3 separate regions of the Mus musculus genome follow, and regions 2 and 3 are each linked to region 1. The links are chromatin loops, found by intact Hi-C in ENCODE. Cell type or tissue: gastrocnemius. All regions are shown on one strand. Region 1 overlaps Vac14 (Vac14 homolog (S. cerevisiae)). Region 2 overlaps Mtss2 (MTSS I-BAR domain containing 2). Region 3 overlaps Sf3b3 (splicing factor 3b, subunit 3).

Evidence for each region. Peaks named below come from ENCODE experiments on the same cell type or tissue, not always from the same donor. Only the 100,000 strongest peaks of a DNase experiment are listed, where the experiment ranks them.
Region 2: a loop joins it to region 1, with 7 times the contacts of the local background. A loop is called at or near these places in 23 of 42 quality-filtered maps.
Region 3: it touches region 1 in a loop (2.8-fold over the local background); 11 of 42 quality-filtered maps call a loop at or near these places.

The regions. Positions count from the first base shown.
Region 1 is chr8:110,642,455-110,650,454 of GRCm38, reverse strand. It overlaps Vac14 (Vac14 homolog (S. cerevisiae)), which reads right to left. Exons shown (of 19, transcript NM_146216.3): 10 at 4,637-4,697. Among named protein-coding and RNA genes, the nearest start is that of n-TGgcc10, 15 kb to the right of the region's middle. In gastrocnemius, a CTCF peak has its summit at 4,203 (motif pointing left); DNase peaks (open chromatin) are centred at 1,016, 4,195 and 7,920; H3K27ac peaks cover 1,220 bases.
Region 2 is chr8:110,721,957-110,729,956 of GRCm38, reverse strand. Mtss2 (MTSS I-BAR domain containing 2) reads right to left here. Exons shown (of 14, transcript NM_198625.2): 2 at 3,702-3,763; 3 at 3,509-3,582; 4 at 2,760-2,844; 5 at 2,562-2,653; 6 at 2,406-2,480; 7 at 1,072-1,229; 8 at 680-787. Among named protein-coding and RNA genes, the nearest start is that of Mtss2, 4.5 kb to the right of the region's middle. In gastrocnemius, no CTCF peak of the experiment used is centred here; DNase peaks (open chromatin) are centred at 6,653, 7,210, 7,498, 7,962 and 7 more places; H3K4me3 peaks cover 1,557 bases; H3K27ac peaks cover 3,590 bases.
Region 3 is chr8:110,821,188-110,829,187 of GRCm38, reverse strand. It overlaps Sf3b3 (splicing factor 3b, subunit 3), which reads left to right. Exons shown (of 26, transcript NM_133953.2): 12 at 2,942-3,093; 13 at 3,531-3,686; 14 at 4,868-5,023; 15 at 5,670-5,813; 16 at 7,598-7,720. Among named protein-coding and RNA genes, the nearest start is that of Snord111, 13 kb to the left of the region's middle. In gastrocnemius, no CTCF peak of the experiment used is centred here; no DNase peak of the experiment used is centred here; H3K27ac peaks cover 1,786 bases.

The DNA of each region.
Region 1 (8,000 bases):
TCCTGAATGGTCATTGGTGACACCATGGCTCTTGGCAAGGCCCTAGGTGTCAGGGGGGAGGTCTGCACAGTGACACCTGTCCAAAAACCTGCCAAATGTGTCAGAGAGGCCAATGAGCACCCTCCTAGAGCTATCCAGCAATAATCCGGCAAGCTAAATGCTGGTGATATGGAGCCAGAAAGGCTTGGACCTTCACTTCATCACTAGTTAGCGGGGTGGCTTCCAACAAAAATTTAACCTCTCTGTCCCCTCTCCTCGTTTTGATTATGAGGATAAGGAGGTTCTTGTGATAACCAAGGTAGCCAGTGCAACCAAGTGTGTGCTGTCCGCCAGGCACTGCTCCAGGCTTTTCACATATGTAACTAACTCATTGACATCCCATTCCTCTCTGGGGTCAATGCTGTCACTACCCCAACAGTTTACACACAGCCCACAGGATGAGAACCCCAGAGGGCTTCTCTCCAAAGGAGAGGTGCACCTGGCATACAGACAGACAGCAGTGGTGAAATCCTCCCTCAGCTTTGTCTTGCTTTCTACCACACTTTCTCCATTCTGCTGTCTTCAACCTCCCATACAGCTCCAGCACTGTGGAGGGGAGAGGAGGTTGGACCCCTTTGACGGGGGTTGCTTGACTGTCTATCCACTGAGACAGAGATGTTACCTGTTTACTCAGTGGCTCTCTTAGTGGCCGAGCCTGGGCCCCAGACCGGGGCAGAAGGCATCTGTGGCTTTAGTGCATTGACTCCCCGACTGTCTATGGATTCGGAATTTTGTGTGGGTGTGTACTTTCCTACACAGCTGTCATTAGACTTTCTAAAGGCTGGTGACCACTAAGAGGCCAGTGACCAGGAACAACCTTCCCTCTAACCACTGCTCGTACTTGGCTATCTGGGTAGTGCTCTGGATAAGCAACACATGAGAAGATGGGAGGGCAGCTTGTTTTGTGACACCCTGAACGATGCCATCTGTGGGAGCTCAGTGGCCCTGGAGGGAGCTGGCCAGAGGCTCTGAATGTCCGATCTGTTCTCATAATTCCTGTGGCTGCTGCTTCTAAGCACAGGCAGGGCTGCACTCGACGATGCTGCCACAAGATGGTCTTCCTGCACCAGTGGAGCACATGGTGTGTTGTTTCCCTGCGTGTGTTCTTAAAAGGTTAGGTTTAGCATTGTCTCCTGAGTGACAGGTATGGTGAATTAAACTAGCTCCAGCTCGCTGGTTTGACCTGTAGAGAAGAAATCAAGTCTCTGTAGGCCTGTCCAGCTGAGCATGTTTTCAAACTGAAAGAGAAGTGGTAGAAGGTTGTGCCACCCCTGCAGTCCATCAGTCACACCGTATATGTTCCTCCATTTCACTGTCACCCCCTGAAGCATGACAGTCTCTGCAGCCCAGAGTACAGTGCTAAGTAAGTCAGACAGGGTTTTTTTTTGGCTATAAGTGGGAGCTCATAAATCCCCTTACAGACTCCACCATTCTTCCGAGCCCAGTGCTCAGACCTCCCGGACTCACGTATGCCCTATATGCCTGCCCATTCCTCCAACCCTGAGTTCCAAAACCCAGTGTCCACACTGAGCTTCCTCCCTGAGGATGCCTTGCATGACTGGGTGGAGTCTAGATAGTCTGAGTCACACTTTTTTTCTCCTTGCAGTCCAACTTAGGAATGAGCCAGCACAATCTGGTTTAGCATTAGCTAACACCTAGAGGCCGCCCTTCCCATCCCTCTCATCTGCTCCATCCTGTCCATCAGAAAAGCTGCCAAAACTGCATGGTACTGGTACAGTGACAAACAGGTAGATCAATGGAAATGAATACACACACCTAAGGTTACTTGATCTTTGACAAGGGAGCTAAAAATCATCCAATGGAAAAAAGACAGCATTTTCAACAAATGGTGCTGGCACAACTGGCAGTTATCATGTAGAAGAATTCGAATTGATCCATTCTTATCTTCTTGTACAAAGCTCAAGTCTAAGTGGATCAAAGACCTCCACATAAGACCAGAGACACTGAAATTAATAGAGGAGAAAGTAAGGAAAAGCATCGAAGATATAGGCACAGGGGAAAAATTCCTAAACAGAACAGCAATGGCTTGTGCTGTAAGATCAAGAATTGACAAATGGGACCTCATAAAATTGCAAAGCATCTGTAAGGCAAAGGACACTGTCAATAAGACAAAAAGGCCACCAACAGATTGAGAAAGATTTTTTACCAATCCTAAATCAGATAGGGGACTAATATTCAATATATTCAAAGAGCTCAAGAAGCTGAACTCCAGAAATTCAAATAACCCTATTAAAAATGGGGTTCAGAGCTAAACAAAGAATTCTCAACTGAGGAATACCGAATGGCTGAGAAGCATCTGAAAAAATGTTCAACATCCTTAATCATTAGGGAAATGCAAATCAAAACAACCTTGAGATTCCACCTCACACCAGTCAGAATGGCTAAGATCAAAAATTCACGTGACAGCAGATGCTGGCAAGGATGTGGAGAAAGAGGAACACTCCTCCACTGCTGGTGGGATTGCAAGCTTGTACAACCACTCTGGAAGTCAGTCTGGAGGTTCCTCAGAAAATTGGACATAATACTACCAGAAGATCCAGCAATACCCCTCCTGGGCATATATCCAGAAGAAGTTTCAACTGGTAATAAGAACACATGCTCCACTATGTTCATAGCAGCCTTATTTATAATAGCCAGAAGCTGGAAAGAACCCAGATGTCCCTCAATAGAAGAATGAATACAGAAAATGTGGTACATTTACACAATGGAGTACTACTCAGCTATTAAAAACAATGGATTCATGAAATTCTTGGACAAATGGATGTATCTGGAGGATATCATCCTTCATGAGGTAACCCAATCACAAAAGAAGTCACTTGATATGCACTCACTGATAAGTGGAATTAGCCCAGAAACATAGAACACCCAAGATACAATTTGCAAAACACAAGAAAATCAAGAAAAGGAAAGATCAATGGGTGGATACTTTGTTCCTCCTTAGAATAGGGAACAAAATACCTGTGAAAGGAGTTACAGAGACAAAGTTCTGAGCTGAGATGAAAGAATGGACTATCCAGAGACTAACCCACCTGGGGATCCATCCCATAATCAGCCACCAAACCCAGACACTATTGCATATGTCAGAAAGATTTGCTGAAGGGACCCTGTTATAGCTATCTCATATGAGGCTATGCCAGTGCCTGGCAAATACAGAAGTGGATGCTCACAGTCATCTATAAGACAGAACACAGGGCCCCCAATGGAGGAGCTAGAGAAAGCACCCAAAGAGCTGAAGGGGGTCTGCAACCCTATAGGTGGAACAACATGAACTAACCAGTACCCCCCAGAGCTCCTGTCTCTAGCTGCATATGTAGCAGAAGATGGCCTAGTCGGCCATCATTGGGAAGAGAGGCCCCTTGGTATTGCAAACTTTATATGCCCCAGTGCAGGGGAATGCCAGGGCCAAGAAGCGGGAGTGGGTGGGTAGGGAAGCAGGGCAGAGGGAGGGTATAGGGAATTTTCGGGATAGCATTTGAAATGTATATAAAGAAAATATCTAATAAAAATAAATAAATAAAAAGACACGAGAAAACAAACAAAAAACAAAACAAATAGGAAAAGCTGCCAAGCCTCCTTCTCAAACACATCTTCCATCCTGCCAGCTTCTCAGTCTAAGCTGTTGTCCCTTCTCCCCAGCCACACGACCTTCCCCTAAAACCATTCTGTATAGAGTAGCCTATTTCCTCAATCTTCTTCATCCCTAAAATAGATATAATGGTTCTGTCAACCCCAGGACTAGCAGACCCAATGGTCTGACCAAGGTAAGCACAGAGCCCGGCTGTGGGAGCACTTCACCATTCACAGTGGCTTGGTCCCCTACCCCTTTACAGTTCTCCTGTCTCCTAGAAATCTGCTGGTTACTGTGTTGTCTGCCATTAAAGTGTATTGAAGTCAGGATCATATTTAAGGGCTGACTTTTTACATTTTCTCCATTGGCTCCCCAGGCAATGGCTCAACGTTGAGTTCAGAGGAAATCACTGTAGAAATGTCATCCACCTTAGGCACAGGTGCTAATGCTTCAAAGAAGCAGCTCCAGCAGGCAGGTCAGCAGACACAGCCCACGGGAGAACCATGACAGTTCTCTCCCAAGGGGTTGGCAAGGCAGGCTATGACTTTGCTCCCTGGCCTGCACTGCCCCCCCGTGGAAGCCTGTCCTATGACACCTATCCTGGGAGAAGGTGGGACCGTTCTGGTGCCTGTGCCTGGATCACTCTCTCGCCTGCTGTGCCCTTCCTTCCTTCTTCTTCTCCATGCCTCCCCTGCCCAGAGTCGGCCTTGCCTTGGATAAAGAAAAGATGTTGGCAAAGGGAACTGCAGCCCCAAAGCCATCACCACACACGGCTGGGTTTCTAGGATGTGCATCTACAGACCTCCAGTGGCTTCCCATCTTTCCCAAAGGCCTTCTGTCCAGAGGCACCGGGGAGAGGGTGCCTGTGGCCCTTCAGGTTTCCTCAAGTATCTCCTCTGTGTATCAGAAACTCCCCCAAGAGTGGCCTCAGACAGTTTCCTTGGGTCTCTGCTGCAATCTCTTGCACCCAGAAAGACTTAGACCACTGGCTTTTCACAAAGCACTTACTTGGCTGAGGTGAAGACATTGATGCCACTTCCAAAGCTGGAGTCACAGGAACCTGGACCTCCTGTGGGAAGAAGAGGGACAAGGTGATGCTTCCTGAAGCCTGCCTACTTGTCTGTAGAGACAAGACCCTGTTCTCTCCTCCTCAGCACCCACTCCTCCACTGAGGCTCCTGAGAAGGAAGCCAAGGATCCAGCACTTTTACAGGCCCCAGTGCTCAGCTAGGCTCAGGGCTCTCACAAGCTGGGGACACACTCATGCTGAATACAAATGGGACATTTCAGAAAGGTCTGAAGGTCCAAGGGCAGTGGCTGTACATGACTTAGGTTATGTAACATCGTGGCCAGCAGGGAATGCAGGTCAAGTTCACAATATGATGCTATTTCTCATCCACAAGGAGGGCTAATGACGAAATGCAAGAAAATGCGAGTGTTGGCTAGGTACACATCACTGGTGGAAATGTGAAGTGGTGTTGCCACAGGCTGTACAACAGGCTGGAAGCTCCTCAGAAGTTAGACACAGGTGCCCAGCAGCTGTGGGCACCTGTGTGCCCTCTAAGAGCCCCACCCAAGAGCAATGCAAGTCTGTATCCTGTATCTTATGCTAGTGTGACCACCTACCATAGTCAAAAGGTGGGCAGAGCCCACATGCCTATGCATGGATAAACAAACTAAAATATTATTTAGCAATAAAGAGCAACAGGTTATATAATGGATGAACTTTGACATGCTGAGTCAAAGAAGCCAATTCCAAAACTACATAGCAAGATTCCATTCACTGGAAACGATTAGAATAGACGAGTCTGGAGACAGAAGGTAGGTTAGAGGTTACAGAGTGCTGGAGAATTTTGGGAGTATGGGGTGTGATGGGCAAGGACTTTAGGTTGTTGATGATGTCCTAAAATTGGCTGTGATAATTATACAACTCAGTGAATGAACAAAAGTTGCTAATTGTACATGTTCAGCTGGGTATGTAGAGTCTACAAAACCTCAATAAAAGGGTTAAAATGATTCTGGGAAAGAATTGTAACCTTGAACTCTGCACAAGTCCCTTAGCATGTGGCCAATTCAAAACCTTTACTATACTTAGCTTTCTGCTGCAAAACTCAAGCAGGACAGGACTGAGATAATCCCAACCTTTTTCTTTGGCGCTTAATTAAGTTATCTAAAGAGCCAAGACTTTGCGCATCTGGAAGGCTGCCAGTGGGCTCTCTTCTAACCCCAGTACTGGCCAGGCAATGGCCACAGCTCAGAGCATGAAGGAAAGGAGGAGGGGTCAGCAGCGTGAGGTGCTCAGATAAGGGGTCAGTACCACCATTCAGTGCTGAGCCAATGCAGCCCCAACAGGATGCACTGCAGACAAAGTACTTCGATTGCATCTTTCCCAAGTGCTTAACTTCAGGATGCATGAGAGAAATGTGAGTCCAACTCATGTGGAGAGGTGGTCAGCAAAGTGACCAGCCAGCCCTTCATAATTGTCAAGATTAGAGGTGATTCAGAGGACAGCAATTGGTGTAATGTGGAGTTTTACCTACAAAGGGACAGGAAGGGACAAATGGGGTCAGCAGTGTCCTAACATATTTCCAGACAGCTCAGAGAATATACATAAGGATCTCTTTATTCATTTTCTGTACACTTAAAGTGATCTTCTAAACTGAGGAGAATATATAGACTATGGCGTGGCAGTCGTGTGGGGCTGAGAAACTGAGGATACCTCCATGACTGCTCTAAACCAGACAATAGCAGGAGCCTGTGATTTTCCCAGAGTCACACACACACTGAGAAAGAACAAGAGGAGGCAGGGGGCAGACAGAGACGGAGAAAAAATTGTCATAGTTTCTGCCTGGGATTTTTGTCACAGTTACCTGCCCCCTGTATTCTAAATTTTCAGTGCTTCTCAGTCAGGCTTGAGTTCAAAATTTCTTGACAAGGGTGCATGGTGACAATTTCTCAACCAGGCCAACAGGCAAAAATTATAAAGGAAAAGACCTGAGAAGCTAATGGAAATTGAAACCTGATTTTAAAGTTGCTGGGAGAATACATTTATAATGCTTTCACTGTCAGAACCAACACAGAATCAACACAGCAAACAATTTCTCCAAGTCAAGCCAAGAAAAGTCACTCAGGGATGCATCTGCCTAACATGAATGAAGCCAAGGGTTTGGTTTCTGTTGCACACCCATGTGTACACATGTAACACACACACACACACACACACACACACACACACGCAAATAAAATAAAATAAAGGAAAGCAGCTGAAAGGTGAATGTTCAAGTTCTTGACAAAGCAGCTTATTCATTTCTGTAGCAAATGCTTCCATGGCTGTTGGGATGCATTGAGGAACACTTGTAAACAGGCAACAGATGTTAGCTCACTTACTGTGACAGGCTGACGGTGCCAGGACTGTCAGAATAGAGGTGAAGAAGGCAGGCAAGGTCAGAAGATTTGCTCTAACAGGCCCAGGGCTGGGTGTCACTGTGCAGCATTCTGAGGAGGGCAAGCTGCTCTAAGAGGCCAGGAACTGCAGGAAATCGTCTGACTGCAGAGTAAGATGTTTTCGCTCACTCACCAGGGCCTGAACATTTAAGAGATGCCTCACTGCCATGGAAGGCTGGGAGGGAGCTCAGGCGTCTCCACACTGGAAGTGCTTTTGCAGCCACTGGCCCTCCCAGGGTCAGTTCAGCACTATGGACTCACGTGGGAAGTGCCCCATTCTACAGGTTCCTGCACATGCTAAGCAAGTGCGCCATGACTAGAGCCACACCTCCAGTCACTCTTCCTGCTTTTAGCTGGAATTTTCTATAAGGAGGAGCTGTCCTTTCTTTGTCACTCATTCATTCATTCAGCCATTTATATCAAACATTAGGGAGCCATAGATATTTCTTATGTGAGGTTTTGTTTCTTTTATTCTGACTTTTTAAAGACAAGGTCTCATGTAGCCCAGGCTGGCCTTGAATTCTCCATGTAGGGAGGATCAACCTTGATTTCTTAATCCTCCTGCCTCCATAGCCCAAGGATTACAGTGCAGCATCAATCCAGCTGTTCTGTTACAGATGATGACTAACATTGTCCCTACTGTCATTCAAAAGTTTTAAAGTTTACAAATAAAATATTTTCTAAAAATAACAAACCAAGTTTTTAGCCTATTCCAAAAATAGCCTATGGTCTTTCTTCCTCCTGGTAAAGGGGATCTTTATTTCTGTGTTAAGTAAGAGGCCCACACTGCCACCTGCCTTCTCTAGTCACAGGAGTGGAGGAGGGAAGGCTATGGCAGCAGGCCAAGCCTGTTGTGGCATTCACCCTACTTATGTCATGGTGCGCAGGGCCTGGAGGCAGGTGGAAAGAGGATGCAGCGAGTGATGGGA
Region 2 (8,000 bases), 80 kb before region 1:
CAGAGAGCTGATAGGGCAGTGCACCTTCCCCTCTGTCTGTCCCCAGTGGTGAACTAAACCTCAGGAGATGAACCTCACACCCCCAAGCCCAACTTCAGCCTTCTTTTAAACATGGGCTTCTTCCTGAGCCCCAACTGGCTCCAGGCCGGAGACAAGGGTCAAACAGGTCCTTCTGGGGACACATGGCTGGGAATATCATGACACTGGGGGGCCGTGACATTAGGGGCTGAAACTGTCTCGGGAGCTTCCTGAGGCGTGTTCTCTCCTGTGAACTGGAGCCAGCTTAGACTACCATTGAGAGAACTCAGTGTGGTGACCTGAGGGGATATGCTACAGATTGTGGGGTACACAGGAAGTACCCAACCACAGGGGCTGCCCAGTACAGTGTGTAGATCTCTGTGTAGGGTGGGTTGGGTTCTAGGTTTGGAAGGGCCAAGCCCCAGGGACCTGGCTTCTGTCCATCTGTGTTGGTCTGAGCCCTATTGGGTTCTGAGCATTTCATCTGTCACTGGGTCAGGTGCTCCCAGAAATCCCACAGGGCTTTTGGATACTATCTGGTCTTCTTCCCACAAGGACCTCCCCACAAAGCTCCCCTCTTTTTTCTACTGTGCCCACACGAGGGCAGGACCATCTCTTCACTGGTCCTGGTCTTGGCCCTTGACGTCAGGGCTGGCCGCACCTGCTCACTGGCGGGAGGCAGTTTGTGGGGATCTGCAGTCAGCACTACCAGGTCGTCAATGATGCCCTGCAGGTGAGTGATCTCTCCCAGCATGGTCAGCTCGCCGTTCTAAGGAAGCAGCCAGTCAGTGTCTAAAGCCCCTACACCTGCCCACCCGCTCTGGAGAAACAAACAGGCCTGTTAGGCCTCTCCTCTTTCCCCCTTCCCTGATATTCAATGCTGACACGGGCTGGGCCAGTGCAATCAAGGTAACTGTCCGTCTAGATTCAGCCAGAGTGTCACAAGCTACGAGGCCTGATTTTTAGGCCAGGTGCACAGGGGGTTAAGAGGTCTATCCTGGGTCTGTCCCCTGCTCCTCCCCAGGAGGGGCTCCACATCATCAAGAGACCCACCACCACCGGCTGGAGGAAGGTGATAAAGGTGCAGAAACGGCCCCGCTCCTCAATCAGCGCACGGCGCACAGCCTGCTTCTCCGTCTCTTCCAGTAGCAAGTACATGTCGTTGACGTCTTGAAGGGCACTGTCCAGCTGGGGCTGCAGGTCTCCTTTCCCTGCAGGGGTTGGGAAGAGAGGCCGCGCTGGGGACGCCGGCCTGGTTGGCTGTACCCACGGCTTAGGCCCCTGTGGTAGTGTTCTTGGCTGTGGGGTTGGGGACAAGGGAGCCAGGGAGCATGGAGCAGACTCTAAGGTTTGTGGAGGGGCTGGTCCCACCAGAGCAGGCAGAGAAGACAGACAGACAGACAGACAGACAGACAGACATAGCAACACCAAGCTGCACAGCCACCCAGGATCTGAGGTAGGCTAGACCATGGGGAGGCCAGCTGGAGACCTCTATCACTCAGGATGTCATTACTGCCCCAGCATAACCCTGACCTCAAGAGGTAGAGAGAGGGGAATAGCTGAAGGCAGGACAGACAGCAGGGTGGGGGCTCTGCTCAGCTTCAGGCCAGGCCACTAAGAGGTGCAGGGGTCAGGAGAGCTATGGCTGGGCCTAGGGAGTAAAGAGGAGTGTGTCTCAGCATGGGTCACAGCTCAGCTCGGGGACCAATGCACAAGGACAGCAACAGCAGCACACAGGAGCAGTGAGAGAGACAGAGAGAGGTGAGAGTTGGACGTGGAGGAGATGGTGACAGGGACGGAGCTGGTGACAGGGAAGGACCTGGCTGGCCAGGTCGTAATTGGGCAGCCAGGGCCTGAGACCCCCACCCTGCCCAGCCAGTGAACCCCTCCTGGCCTGGCAGACTGACCCAGCAGTTGTTTGGGACTCTTATGCCCCAGGCCCCTCCCTTGGTGGAGCAACCGCCTTTCTTGTTCCTTCTTGGATTGGAGAGGTTCTTTCCAATGGCCCTGAGCTGGGGGGGGGGGGGGGGGTGTGGGGGCGGAGGCAGACAAATGCAACAAGGAGGTTCGGAGCAGCTGGAGGGACGGACATTTGACTTACCAAGTAGCTCTACAGGACGGATGTGGGAGGAGGAGAGGAGACAGAGAAAGAAAGAATGTGTGAAAGACAGGCGGATGAGCCACTCCTGGGGAGGGGTGGGGGCCTGGGCAGTCTGGGGTGCTGGGTGCTCCCTCAGTCCCACCCGACATGTTGGAGTGTCCTGTGTTGGAGGACAGGGTCTCCCCGGCCAGGGTGATGCTCGGGGGGAGGGGTGCCTCATAGGGTGGCTGGGGCTACAGAATGGGGCCCGCGGGGCTGGGCCTCAGTGGGGCGCTGTGCGCTCTACCTTTGCGTGCTTTCTTCTGTAGCTTCAGCGTGTCGGATGACTTCTTTTTGATTTCATGCCTGGCTCGTTTATACTCTGCGCAGGGGCAAGAGGGGAGCTATGGTAAGGGGTCCCGGTGGGTAGGTTCGGGAACCCCACTGCGAAGGCCCATCCTACCTTTCGCATGGTCCTTGTCCAGTTGGTTGGCTGACTTCTTCCAGTCTTCGATGCGCTCCTGCAGTGGATTGATGAGGCTCTCCAGCAGCGCGCTGCGGGAGAAAGCTGTGGGTGAGGCCTAGGGGGGCCCCCCCAGTCAGGGCAAGGATGGCCTCTCTAGACTTAGGATATCCCCTGTAGTCTGCTGTGCCCACTCACTTGGTGAACTGCCGCAGCTTGGTCTCGATGCTGCGGTGGCGCATGCACATGCGCGTGAGCGCTGAGCCAATGTCCCGCGTGGCCCCTGGCAAGGAAGCAAGCTGCATGGGAAGCGGCCGGGCTGGGGGCTTCTGCAGTCCCGGCCTCGGGCCACTAGGCGGCGCGCTGTTCCACAAAGGCCGCCCCTGCCCCGCCCCCATCACCAGCAATCCTGTAGCCATGGGGACATGGGGGCTATCCTAGCCTTTGGTGGGCTTTGGGTGCCTTGCTGGCCAACCCTGGAGCCTTCTCTCTTTCTTAGCTGGGACAAAGACCAGTCACTCAAGGAAAAGACAGCAAAGTTTCCGATTGGATCTACTGAGACCAAGGCATTTGTAGATTCCAGAGGATAAGGCTTGGGTTGTGATTTTATCACTCAAAAGTACAGAAGCTCAGGTGCTTGCTAGATGGATGAATCGGGAGGAAGAAAGGCCTTGCAAGTCCCCAAGGACTATTCACCTGTCCCATATAACTTGCAGAAGGCATGTGGATGAGGAATCACAGAATTGCTAACTACCACTGAAGGGTTTGCCCACAGCATGAGGGTGACCTCCTGGTCTCATCCCTGTCACTGCTCACCTGCCCCATGACATCACAGCAGAAGCCAAGTTCTCCATTCAGGCCCTGTATCCTTCCCATGGCCCATATCCCTTTCCAGCCTCCCGGCCCACTGGGCTCATCCCCCACCTCTGACCACGCCCCCTCCCCACCTCTGGTGTTGGTGGCCATGTCAGCTACTTTCTGGAAGGCATCGAGGAAGGCCACAGCAGCCAGCACAGTGGTCCTGGGGAGATACACAGTGGAGTGTGTGGTCACCGGGTGCGAGGCCATCCTCCCTCCCTCCCTCCCTCCCTCCCTCCCTCCCTCCCTCCACAGCACAGGAACAACCCTGCGCTGCCTCACCTCAGCTGAGAGTGGAGCTTCGCAGCCTTGGAGTTGAAGTCCTCCCAGATGGGGTAGGAGCTCTGCGGTGAGGAGGTGGGAGAGGAAGAAAGAATTGTGAGATGGAGCTACAGGGCTCCCCACATACTGTCCAATTTCCGGGCAGTTTCTTAGATGGTCCTGTCCCCATAGAGAGGAGGTAGCCTGAGCCCTATTGGGCAAGAGAGGGCCCAGGACAAAGGATGGCATGAAGTCTTTCTTACCTGTCAGTAGTTGGTTCCCAGGTGGCACCCATGCTCCCTTGGGGGAGATGGAGGAGAAAATGGATGGCAGATAGTTTCCTTGGGGGCTTTCTCATAAGGCTCTGGGCACTCAATCCCTATCACATGTGGTGGAAAGTGGAGGTTGGCAGAATCAATGCCACACAAGGTCTAATGGGGCCCGGAAGCTGCTTCCGTTAGGCCAGTCATCTCTGGCCAGCACTGGTGGCTCACAGACCCAGGGAGGCCATGGCTGCTACACAGGCTGGTCAGCTTGCCTGGGACAACTAGGCCCCAGGCTGAATGGGGCCTTGTGTGGCCAACAGAGCCACCTTTTTCCAGTCCCTCCTCTCCCCTCCAGGGGAACAGTGTGGCCTTTATCCTAGCCTGGCCAGAGGCTCTCTATTAGGAGGGGGTTTCCCAATAGGGAGGTTGGGCTCCTGGTGACTGAGTTGTCCAGTCTGATTAAGGGGCTTTTCTGGCTCATGCACTGGCCCTGGAGAAAGGTCAGCCCTAGCCTGGGGGGGAACCCTGAGGGAGACCTTGCTCTTTGAAGGGTAGCCCAGGGCTAGCAAAGGCCCTAGTCCCTGTCCCACATGAGCTGACTGGGACGGAGGCTTCTCAGTACCAAGGTAAAGGGGACAGAAGAGCCTCAGCTTCTGGGATTCTGGGAGGGCTGTGCTTGGCTGGAACCCCAGGGTAGGTCTAGCCAGCTTCTCCAGGGACAGCAAGGGGGCGGGCTGCTTCACCGACCCTCAAAAACGCCCTCTTCCTGCCCAGTCAAGTCAGTGTCAGGGAAAGCAAATATTTGAGAAGCCGTAGCAAGGCTGGAACAAGAAGAGGAGGCTGTGGGTGGGCTCTCCCCCACCCACACAGCTCTGAATAAAAAAAGCCCACCAGGTTGTGAGGTTGTCCCTGGCAGTCCTGAGGAGCTAACCCAGGCACTGGCCTCTAGGGGTTTTTCAAGATGGGGCACCCTCACACCTCTTAAATGCTACTTGGCAGGGAAGCCCGCTAAGACCTCACTCCAGAGTGTGAGAAACTGCTGGGAGCAGGGTGTCCAAAGTTAGTTCTCCTGGACCCCAGGAAAGCTTGGCCCCCTCAGCAAGCCCTTGGTTGTCTGAGAGAGTAAGGACTCCCCCAGTGGTAGGCCAAGTCCACTTTACCCTCTGTAGATAGATCTGCACACCCCAGTCTTTAAGAGCCTGGCTTCTTTTCCCCATCCCCCTATGCCTGACTGACAGGTGCCCCAGGGAGAGTGTTCGCTTCACCTGGCCCAGGCTCTAAGCCCCGATGTCATCACAGTCACAGGAACTGCACCTGCTGGCCAGGTGTTCTGGGCCAAGCACTGCCTCATGCATCACTCACCACCTCCTGAGTGACTCCTGGAATGCAGCTCGCTATTGCCCCATTTTCTTGATGGGAGAACTGGAGGCTCAGGGAGGTTGACTGATTTGTCTGAGGCCCTAGGGATTGGGGTCAAGGTCTGATCCTATAGCTGACATATCAGGATGTAGGTGCCCTGTTTTCAGAGAAGCGGGGCGAGGAACAACTACATTCACTTCTATGTGGGAAGGTGACAGGGACTGAGAGAAAGGGGGAGACTCCAGGTCTGTCACAAGCATGGCCACCGCTCTGGAGCAGAGGGAAGGTGCTCACCAGGATGAGACTGGTGTGGCTGTGGTGTGTCTGGGGGCAACCCAGGCTCTAGTCTCAGAAAAGACTTTTGGGGGCACCCCCAGCCCCAGATTTCCTCAGCTGTAGAATCAGGGCCTGTGTGTAGACTTCAGGGGGTCACTTGCTGTGGGAACTGCTTAAGAGGGCAAAAGCCCCAGCTCTCTGTCAGGAGCCTTTCCCTGTGGCCAGAGCCTGTGTCTGTGTGACACTTCTTAGTCTGGATTAGGATGAACCCACTTTCAGGGTAGCATGGGATGGGGACCCCATTTCCTCTGCTGACTAGGCCTAGGGCCCCAGGCAAGATCAAGTCTCTGGGTTCAGTTGGCCTGAGAGAGAGGAGACAGGGCAAGCTAACCAGCTCTCCAGGGCCCTTTCAAGCCCCTGGGTTTGCACCCACCCTCCTCTGTCTGTGTAGTTGAAGATCTGAGTGGGGACCCTTCCTCCCACACCATCCCTCAGTGCAGGGTTGGGGCCTTCTAGTGGCTCCAGAGAGAGTCCTGGGCAACTCACTAGGAATCAGCCCCAGGCAATCTGAGTCTCCTTGAACTTCTTGATGGTGGCCACTGAGCAAGACAGCCAGAAGCAGCTTTTTAAGTCCAGCCAATCAGTGCAGGTGGCCGGCCCCTTCAGGGTCCCTAATCCATGCATGTCATTGATAGGGGCATAGTATACATGATCTGATGGTGCTTGGTAAAGTCTCTTCCATCTTGGCCCCACGTATCTAGAAATCTTGCCTGCCACTAAGTTCTTTGCTGAGACTGGACCCGTGTCTCAACTGAGTTCCTTGCAACTGGCAGGAATGGAGGATACTATCCTGCTGTCTCGTCTGGGCAGAAGTGGCTGCTTGCTGCAGTGTTTGCAGTGGGAGGCAGTGTGGGTGGCTCCCACCCTCTGCCAGCCCAGGAGTGTCAGCTAGGGGAGGTGGTCTGGGTTACACAGTTTCAGAGAGGAGCTGGTACCAAAATGCTGAGGGCTAGTGATGAGGCCCTCAGGTGGAGTTGCCAGAGGAGCTGGTACCAAGATGCTGAGGGCTAGTGATGAGGCCCTCAGGTGGAGTTGCCAGGGGTGTGTGTGTGTGTGTGTGTGTGTGTGTGTGTTGTGGCGAGGGAGGAACCCCAGGGAAAAGTATAGAACTATGGGAAGGCGCTGACGTGCTGCTAACTTGTAAGTCCCAGGCCAGTGTGGTTTCAGGCCTCTTTTTAGGGGGCAAGTATCTGACAGATGCCTTCCCTTACTGGGGGTGTTTCTTGGCAGTACTAGGAGGGGAGCCCCAACTTCTTGCCTCTCTGCAAGGCATCACTTTCCTAAAGCATTTTTCTGGAGCCCTTGGGTAGGGTGTACCTGTACGTGGGTTCCACAGCCCCCAGGGTCTAGCAGGATTCTGATTTGTTCTTGCTAAGTGCGAGCCTAGGGTAAGGATGTGAGGAGGCTCAGCACAGGGCCTAGTTTCTTCCGTTTTCCATCGTGTTCCTAGACCAAGGGGTACAGTGCAGGACAGGAACACTGGCACTCGATGCCCACCTTGCCACTGAAGCTTTCCCTGCCTAGTCAATTCGGATCAGCCTCGTCAAACACTGGCCTCTGGGGGTCAGGGAGAATTCAGTAAATTACCAGATGGATAATAATGGCTGAGGTCCCGAAGCAGGATCCAATGGTCTCCTTATGACCTTGAGCCATTCGCAGGCCTCAGTTTCCCCATCTGAACAGGGTGCCTGCTCAGTCTGACCTTGAGTGATCAGGAAGGGGGGGTTGCTGAAAGCGCTCCCCAGGTTGCTTAGCCAACACACAGCCTACCTCCTCCCCAAGGTGGATTCAGTCCTACCCTTGGGCTGCAGGGAGGACCCCACCCGAGGATTGGAGTAATGGAGCTTGCTGGATCTGTTGGTGTGTGTGTGTGTGTGTGTGTGTGTGTGTGTGTGTGTGTGTAGGTGGGGCTGCATCCATGCAGAGGCCCGAGGCTGGCGGGGCAAGAGTTAACAGTTCTTTGCTTTATTATTTTTTTCCTGCTTTGGCGGTGACAGCATTGTCTGGGCTTCGGGGCGTCGGGGGTATGTGTGTGTGTGTGTGTGGGGGGGCACTGTGGTGAAAGGGGGCGGAGGCCCGAGAGACCTTGGATCCGTTAAAGGGCCTTAAAGGTCGGTCCTAAAGATAAACCCAATTCATAGTTTGGGGGTCTGGGGTACCGAGTGTTTGCGGACGCTCAGCTTTGGATCGGGATCCTACGGGGCGACCTCTCGGACATCCCAACCTGCGAGCACTCACTCCCACCCTTCGGACCCAGACAGGCATTGGGCGCAAGGCGGGCGCAGGAGGACAGGCTCAGATGAAACACACACACACACACACACACACACACACACACACACACACACACACACACACA
Region 3 (8,000 bases), 180 kb before region 1:
AAGAGCCAGGTACTCTGAATACCACGTGTGAATGATACACAGGAAGCTTGGTCATCTCCACTGGGGCCATGTTACTGTTTGGAGACGGCTAATAATAATTTAGTAAGGTAAGAAAGGTACAGCATTGTCTCTCATGGTTGCTGTACAGTGCTCAGAAATGGAAAAGGAAATATACTGAACTTGGCCCTACAGAGGCGTTCTCTTTCCCTGAGAGAGCCCTCACTGAGACAGGACGAAAAAGACATTGTGAATATTTATAATTCCTAGTAATAACAGTGTCTGAAGCTTGATTTTTGGTATTGAATGTCAACTTTTAAGGTCTGTAATCTCCCTAAGACTATTAATGTGTCTCAGGACTTCATTGCTGGGAATGGCAATGGTAGAAGTTCCAGTGTGGTTGGTATTCAGGGAAGCTGTGGTTAAAGGGATTTTTAAAGCAGTAGTCATTGCTCTCTTCCTTGTGGAATTATTTAGACAAAGTGCCTGCTGTTAATTGAGCATTTCCTTTATATCTGAGTAGTCGGGTCTTGTGGCTAAAGGGAAGGTGTAAACAGTAAAAGCAGCAAGGAAAGAACCGCGTGATTTCTCCCAAAGACACTGCTTTCCTCTCAAGTGAGGGGAGACACTGAAAATTGTAGCTGGTTAAAGTCCTTAATTAGTTTGCTGTAATTTAGTATCACACAGCTTTGAAGGTACAGTAAATGGGAACACGGGAGATGATGTAGTGTTCTCATAAAAATAAACAGTTTCTTACTACATGTCAGAAATTTCCAAGTCAAAAGTTCAGAGCTGGAGTAAAGTTTTAAGTTTGATGTCATGTTGAGATCAGTTTAGGTCTTCGTAAGCTATTGGAAATCCATTTAGGAACAACCATATCCTAATTTCCTTTTTAAAAGTATTTACTTGTTATAGTGTATGTGTGGGCATGTGTGACACCATGTGCATGTGGAGTTCACAGGTCAGCTCTGTGGAGTTGGTTCTCTCTGTCCATCCTTATGTGGCTTTTGTGAGTGGAACTTGGAACACCAGGCCTGAACAGCGCCTTCATGCTCTGAGACATGTCATGATAGCAAGCAGGGCTCGACATGTAAAATCATTGTAAATGATTTTCCAAAGCATTTGCTGACAGTACAATCAAAAACCAAGTGTCTGGTCTAGCACTGCTCTCTAACATTGTATATATGCTTTATGGGTTACCTGTCTGTCCATTTATCATTTGAACTGCGTGGTGGGTTGGGAAAGATCTTTGATTCTTACTTTTTGCTAGCCATGTTGTATATGTGTATTATTAACTGGAAGTTTTATTAACAGCATTTAACCCTTACTGTGTGAAACAGTCACATACCATTATTTCTATAATAAAATACTGATTACAATCACCAAACTGTACGTCCTGCTAATAGGTCAGAGTCCTGTGTAGGCTGCACCAGTGATGTGCCTTCACCCTCCTATAAAGAACGCTGATTAAAGTAGTTCTGATAATAATCTGGAGTAATACAAACTAAAAATGGTCCTTGATGTGTATGGAGTAAGTAGGTTAGTCTTGTGGCATCGAGCTCTGACAAGGCTCGGGGCGAGTAGAGCCCTGTAGCTGCCAATCAAGTTTAGTGCCTTACTCTGTTGTTCTGTCCTTTGTTTCACTGATTTCTGTGTTGGGCACAAAATGACACTCAAAAGTTGATATAGAAATACAGATACTGAGTGGGAAAAAACTTATGAAAGCAGTAAATGTAACTTTATTCAGTATATATCCGGTGTTCTATATTGTTGACGTAGGCAACTCAGAAGTTATTTTATACTGTGGAGTGAAGGTATGGGAAATAGATGGCCTTTAGCAATGGGGTTGGGCAGGAGATTAAGATTGCCTTTATAGAACTCAGATCTTAAGACCTTGAGAAACTCATTAGTGTTTGTTTATTAAACAACATTATGAAAAGCAAATTCTAGTAAGATTGCTTGTAACCACTGTGTTGCTAACAATTTTAAACAGAAAAGCCCTAGAGGTCAGGCACTGACTATCAACATTTGCCCTTCCCCCATTTCCTGGGTAACTGGTGCTCTCTCTTCTCAGTGGGATTAGGATTCCCAGGCTCCAGCCCTCGAAAAACCAAACATGTTCAACCCTCAAGTAGTCATTTTCTTCACTAAAGATTATATATATATATATGTTTGCATTCGCTCCCTTTAGAAGAAGTTAGTGCTTGGGTATCTTTTTGGTTTTTTTGGGGGGTGTTTTTGTTGTTGTTTTGGTGAGGTTTTTTTGTCTGTTTGTTTTGAGACATAGCCTTGGTGTCCTCAAACTTGGAGATCCACTTTTTTCTGCCTCCTGAGTGCTCAGATTCACAGAGTACCCCACCACGCCTGGCTGATCTCTTCTCTTAAAATGTCCCTTAAGTGGGTTGGAATCAGGCAGGATTAACTCAGCTGCCTGTCATGCAGGAAACTCAGTTCCAATCTCCAGCACATCATAAGCCAGGCATGGTGGCACACCTATGTATAGTTCTAGTGCTAAGGAAAGTAGAGTCAGAAGTTCAAAGTCATCTTTGGCTGTATATTGAGTTTGAGTCCAGCCTGGGCTACATAATACCCCATCAGTCAGTCAGCAATTGGCACAAATAGATTTGCTCTAGTTTTTCACACAGTTACTTAAGGTTTTCTTATATGTTTTATTATTATTATTTTATTTTTATCGTCTCTTTTCCAAATACCTGAAGGAAATACTAGTCTTCAGACATTTATACTCAGCGTGTTTGGGCATTTACTTGTAGGTTGCTAGGACAGCCAATCGTCTTTTGAACATTCTGTTTTGTGTGTGCATGTGTGTAGTGACTGCACATAGAAGTGTTGTGAAAGGTTTCTAAAACTGTTGTGTCTCAACTGCCTTTCTAATGCTAGTAAATTTGAATTTTTCCTAACAGCTCCTCTGTTTTCTTTTTTCCAGATGAGTTTGATGCCTACATCATTGTGTCTTTCGTGAATGCCACACTTGTGCTATCTATCGGAGAGACTGTGGAAGAAGTGACTGACTCTGGCTTCTTGGGCACCACTCCAACCTTGTCCTGCTCCTTGTTAGGAGATGATGCACTGGTGCAGGTGAGCGTGCACCTCCTCAGCGTGCCTTGGCCGTCCGTCCTTTGCCCATCCTTTGCCCATCCTTCTCTTGTTTTGTGGTGTGCTTGAATTCATGTTTCTTCATTCTCACCTTCCAGAAAACCTGAGGGGAGGGTCTAATGTCTTATCAACATAAAAAGGGGTACTGAGAATTCATCCCTTTCAGGCTTTGAATAACTCGGCAGTTAGGAAAATTTGAAGCCTAACATTTCCTCCCTGTTGGTCATTCCCTATCACTGCTTTTCTCATCTTTATCATTAACATGTGGGCTTGGGACCTTTCTCAACTGAGGTGGCAAAGCATGAACATTTCAAAAACAAGCAGTGCCTCATTTGTGTGGTCCCAGTGTGCCAGTGTGAGGGCCATTCTGGGTGACAATCAGATTGCTAGTTAGATGTTCTTCTTTGACTGACTTCTAGGTGTATCCAGATGGCATCCGACACATACGAGCAGATAAAAGAGTTAATGAGTGGAAGACTCCCGGCAAGAAAACGATTGTGAAGTGTGCAGTGAACCAGCGACAAGTGGTGATCGCCCTGACTGGGGGAGAGCTGGTCTATTTCGAGATGGATCCTGTATGTTACTTGTTTTGTTCTGCTGGCCCTGTGTTATCTTCCATTATGGTCCTTGGGGTGGGGTTCTGTTGTTGTGCTTAGGCAGTGTTGTCAGTGTATGTATCTTAAGCATGCATGGATTCACAAGAAAGAGAATTGGGACTCTGAAGTGTCCACAAACAAGACAGTTTGGCCCCTTTTTTAAAGATTAAGGACAAAAACTAGGAAATCTAATTCAGATTACAGATGTGAAATCTCTTGAAAGCCAAATAGCTTGTTTTGTACCTCATCCTCATCTTCTAGTGAATATTTGGTAAAGAATTCTTTTATTTTCTTCTGTCTCGTTTCTCTTTTTTTGTTTTTTGTTTTGTTTTGTTTTGAGATACAGTCTAATGTAGAATTCTAGGCTGGTGACTCACAGCAGTCTTCCTGTCTCAACTTCACAAGTGCTGTGATTAGTCATGAGTTACTATTCCTGATTTTGCTATTTTATATGAAAATGTATCCAGAACTTACCTTCTACAGAAATCTCTAGTAGACTTGACATTTTTGTTGTTGTTTTGACTGTGTTTGAATTGGCTTTGGTGTATTAGGAAAGGGTTTTGTTTTTGAGATGGTCTCATGTAGACTAGATTGGCCTTGACCCTGTTCTTCTGTCTCCCTTTCTGTTTCCCATGTGCTAGAATTATAGTCTTGCATTACCACAGCTGGCTTTGTTCAGGGTTCTCATGATGAGAACAGATAAATGGCTTTATATATTTGTTTCTTGGTCTAGGATAGTGTATATTTATGCTACATCCTGCTTTTTTTCTTTCCCTCTGGGGCACTAACCTGTGAAGTTGATTTTGGGATCTGAAATGGTGAGATTCTTGGTCACTGACTTACTAAAAAGTGGAGTGAGATATAAAACAGTGTTAGCAGTGTTGCTCAGTTGATAGATCTCTAGCACTGTATAAACAGGGTGTGTTCAGACCCTTTGTAATCTCAGAACTCAGAGGAGGCCATGGTCTCAGGTTCATCCTTGAACGTAGCTAATAATAGTTACATGAAACCCCATCTCAGAAGCAAAAAGAGGGGTGAGAGGAGGCAAAAATAAAATTAAATTTAAAAAAAGTCTTAACAGCCCATCTTCCTTTCATACATAGTCCAGAGCTACAGGGTGAATTGTAGCACACAGACCTATTTTGTTTTTCTTCCTGTAGTCAGGACAGTTGAATGAGTACACGGAGCGGAAAGAGATGTCAGCAGATGTGGTGTGCATGAGTCTGGCCAACGTGCCCCCTGGAGAACAGCGATCTCGGTTCCTGGCTGTGGGGCTGGTGGACAACACTGTCAGAATCATCTCCCTCGACCCATCAGTGAGTGGCATTCTTAGTCTTCTGGGTGGGCCCTAAGCACCTGGCTCCCTAAAATCTGTGTCTATTGTTTTTCTCTCCTCTCCCCCATCTTGTCCAGCAGTGAGATCCTAAGCACCCAGTGTGGTGAGGTGTATGCTGCTGCCGCCTTTGATTCCCATAGCACACCTCGGGATGTTTAAGGATGTTGATCTGTGGCTACTATGTGTTTCTTCCTCAAAAGACTTGAATCCCTTTTGTAGTGTTTTAGATTCTATCTATGTTGTTCATGTTTTGCTTGCATGTTTGTATCAGGAAGTATCCAAGCCAACATGTAGATCCTGGGAGAGCAACAAGTTCTTTAAACCACTGGAGCCTTGCCTTCAGTTTAAAATCCTAAGACTGGTGATTAAAAAGGAATTTTACTTATTATAGGGCCTAATATGACTTTCTTACTTTGACCATTATCCACTTTGACAGAAATAAACAAGAGCTCCCCAAAACTTACTCTGAGATTTAGATTTAATAAGCATCTACTGTCTCAGTTTTCTTTTGGGGTTTCCATTTTCCTCAACAAAGATCCTCCTTCAATCCTAGCAGATTTCTGTGAGTATGTGTTTTCCAGAATTGTCTCTTACAGCAATTTTTCCTCCCCACTTCTGTTCCTTAGGACTGTTTACAGCCTCTGAGTATGCAGGCTCTCCCAGCCCAGCCTGAGTCTCTATGTATTGTGGAAATGGGTGGGACTGAGAAACAAGATGAGCTGGGTGAGAGAGGCTCTATTGGCTTCCTGTACCTGAACATTGGACTACAGGTAAGATGTCCAGGGGCTCACATTGGTGTAAGGCCTTCTTTGGTATCTATCAGCCTGTTCTTTATCCAGTCTAAGCATTTTCTTTGCCTGTAGTTCTAGATAGTCGCCTTGGGAAACTCATCATCTAGTGCTGTCAGAGACTGATTTTTCTCAACACTTAGAACATGTTAGGCAGGCCTGGAAATAGCACACACAAAGCGTCTTCATAGCTGGTAAAAAGTGCTTTGTGATAGGTGTTTTGGTTTGGAATTAAATGAGTCTTCAGTAGTGACCTATAGTTCCCATAGTATTCTAGTCTTTTAAAGTGAATTCCTCCCAGTTCATAATTGACCATGTTAGCTCTAGTGTGTAGAAGCCTGGGTGTTTTTGTAGCCAAAGGAGATGAGTTTTATCATGGTACAAAAAGCAGGAATCTAGTGTAAACTAGCATCGGTGCTCTCACGGTGCTATGTGCCTTACTTCCTGAATCAGGACCTGCAAAGACTTAAGTTAGATGGCAGACTTGTGCTTTTTCAGTTTTAGTTTCATACTTTAAAATGCTTGAGCATGAGACACACAAATGAGTCTTCATTTTCCCATTTAAAGGAGTATTTTACAGCAAATCTAGGGCAGTACCTCTTCCCTCCTATACTTAGTAATGTTATCTCTATAGTGTTTTGCTTTAAGAAACTAGTAATGTCATACCCACCAAGATTAGTAACACTTTCTGAATATCTGATACTTTGCATGTTTTAATTTCCTCGTGAAAAATCACAGTTAGTGCAGACTATAGACGTTGACGGCAGTTACTCACTCGTAACTGTTGTAGTGGAAGTGGCCCTACTCTGTTGCATCCCACTGGAGGTGCGTGATGTTGAAATGTTTGTAATCAAGTCTGTAAATTGAGGTTTATTCCTTTGCTCTAAACATACTTTATACAGGAAAAGGATAATGGCTCTCTCCCAACCCCTTCTTCAGTCACTAATTTTACAGTAGGAGTTAGGATTACAGCAGTCATTCTAGTTGAGTCTGATGAAGTAGGGATTTTGTTGGTTGGAGGTAGATTTTTATTTTTTAACTATATAAATTTGTGGGTATTTTCTTCTTCAAATTACTGTCATCTCTTAGATTTTTGTTTGCTTCATTTTTGATTGTGGTTTCCCTTGAAATTCGTTTGTTTATTTGACCCAGCTATCTTGCCTGCCTTCTTGCACAATTAGGTAACTGTTGCATTGGGAATGTTCTTGCTTCAGCCTTGAATCAGTCATCCCTTGGAACCGTGTTCCTTTAGGGAAAATGAGGCTTAGAGGTACCATAGTCAGTACATCCCAGCCTTTAATTGTTTGTTTTCTTTGTTTTGTTTTTTGCGGAGGTCTGCTTTTAAATTATAAAAAGTACTTAACTTAAATGATTTGGGGGGGATGGGGAGGTGAGATGGGGTTTCTTGACCCCTGGCTGTCCTGGAACTAGCTCTCCAAACAGACCGGCCTCAAACTCAGAGATTTTCCTGCCTCTGTTTCTTGAGTGTTGGCTTAAAAGACATGCACAATCCCCACCTGGCTTAAATGAAATATTTCTTAATGTACAGGAAATGTATGTATAATGAGAAGTGGGTTTTGCCAGTAGATGCTTAGTAACTAGGAGAGAATGAGTGAATTCCTGATTGTTGGGCGCTGTGACCTGTTTTATGTTGTTTTCGCCACCAAGTCATATCTTTGTCTTCTACTAAAGTAGCCAAAGGAAAATCTAACATAAAAGTTCCCATCATAAAAAGGAGGCTTTACCTGTTCCATCTTTTCCACTAGAACGGTGTACTGCTGAGGACTGTCCTAGACCCTGTTACTGGGGACCTGTCTGACACCCGCACTAGGTATCTGGGGTCCCGTCCTGTGAAACTCTTCCGGGTCCGGATGCAAGGCCAGGAGGCTGTAAGTAGTCAAAAGACATTTGGATGTTGGTACCACTGTGAACTTCTGACTAATTCACTTTGTAGGTTGATGTTCGTTTCACTTACATAGGAAATTCTGGGTTCTTTGGAGTTTTCTAAGAGATGGTCCATGAGATGGCACTGGGCATTATGAGGTTATAGGAAGCTTGAATATTGATCTTTGAGTCTATTTAGGCCTAGCTATCTGAGATGGAAAAGGATTATAGTGATCTCATGAGTCTACCTAATAGGAATGAGAGCCTATTCTTCGCAGTTCAGAG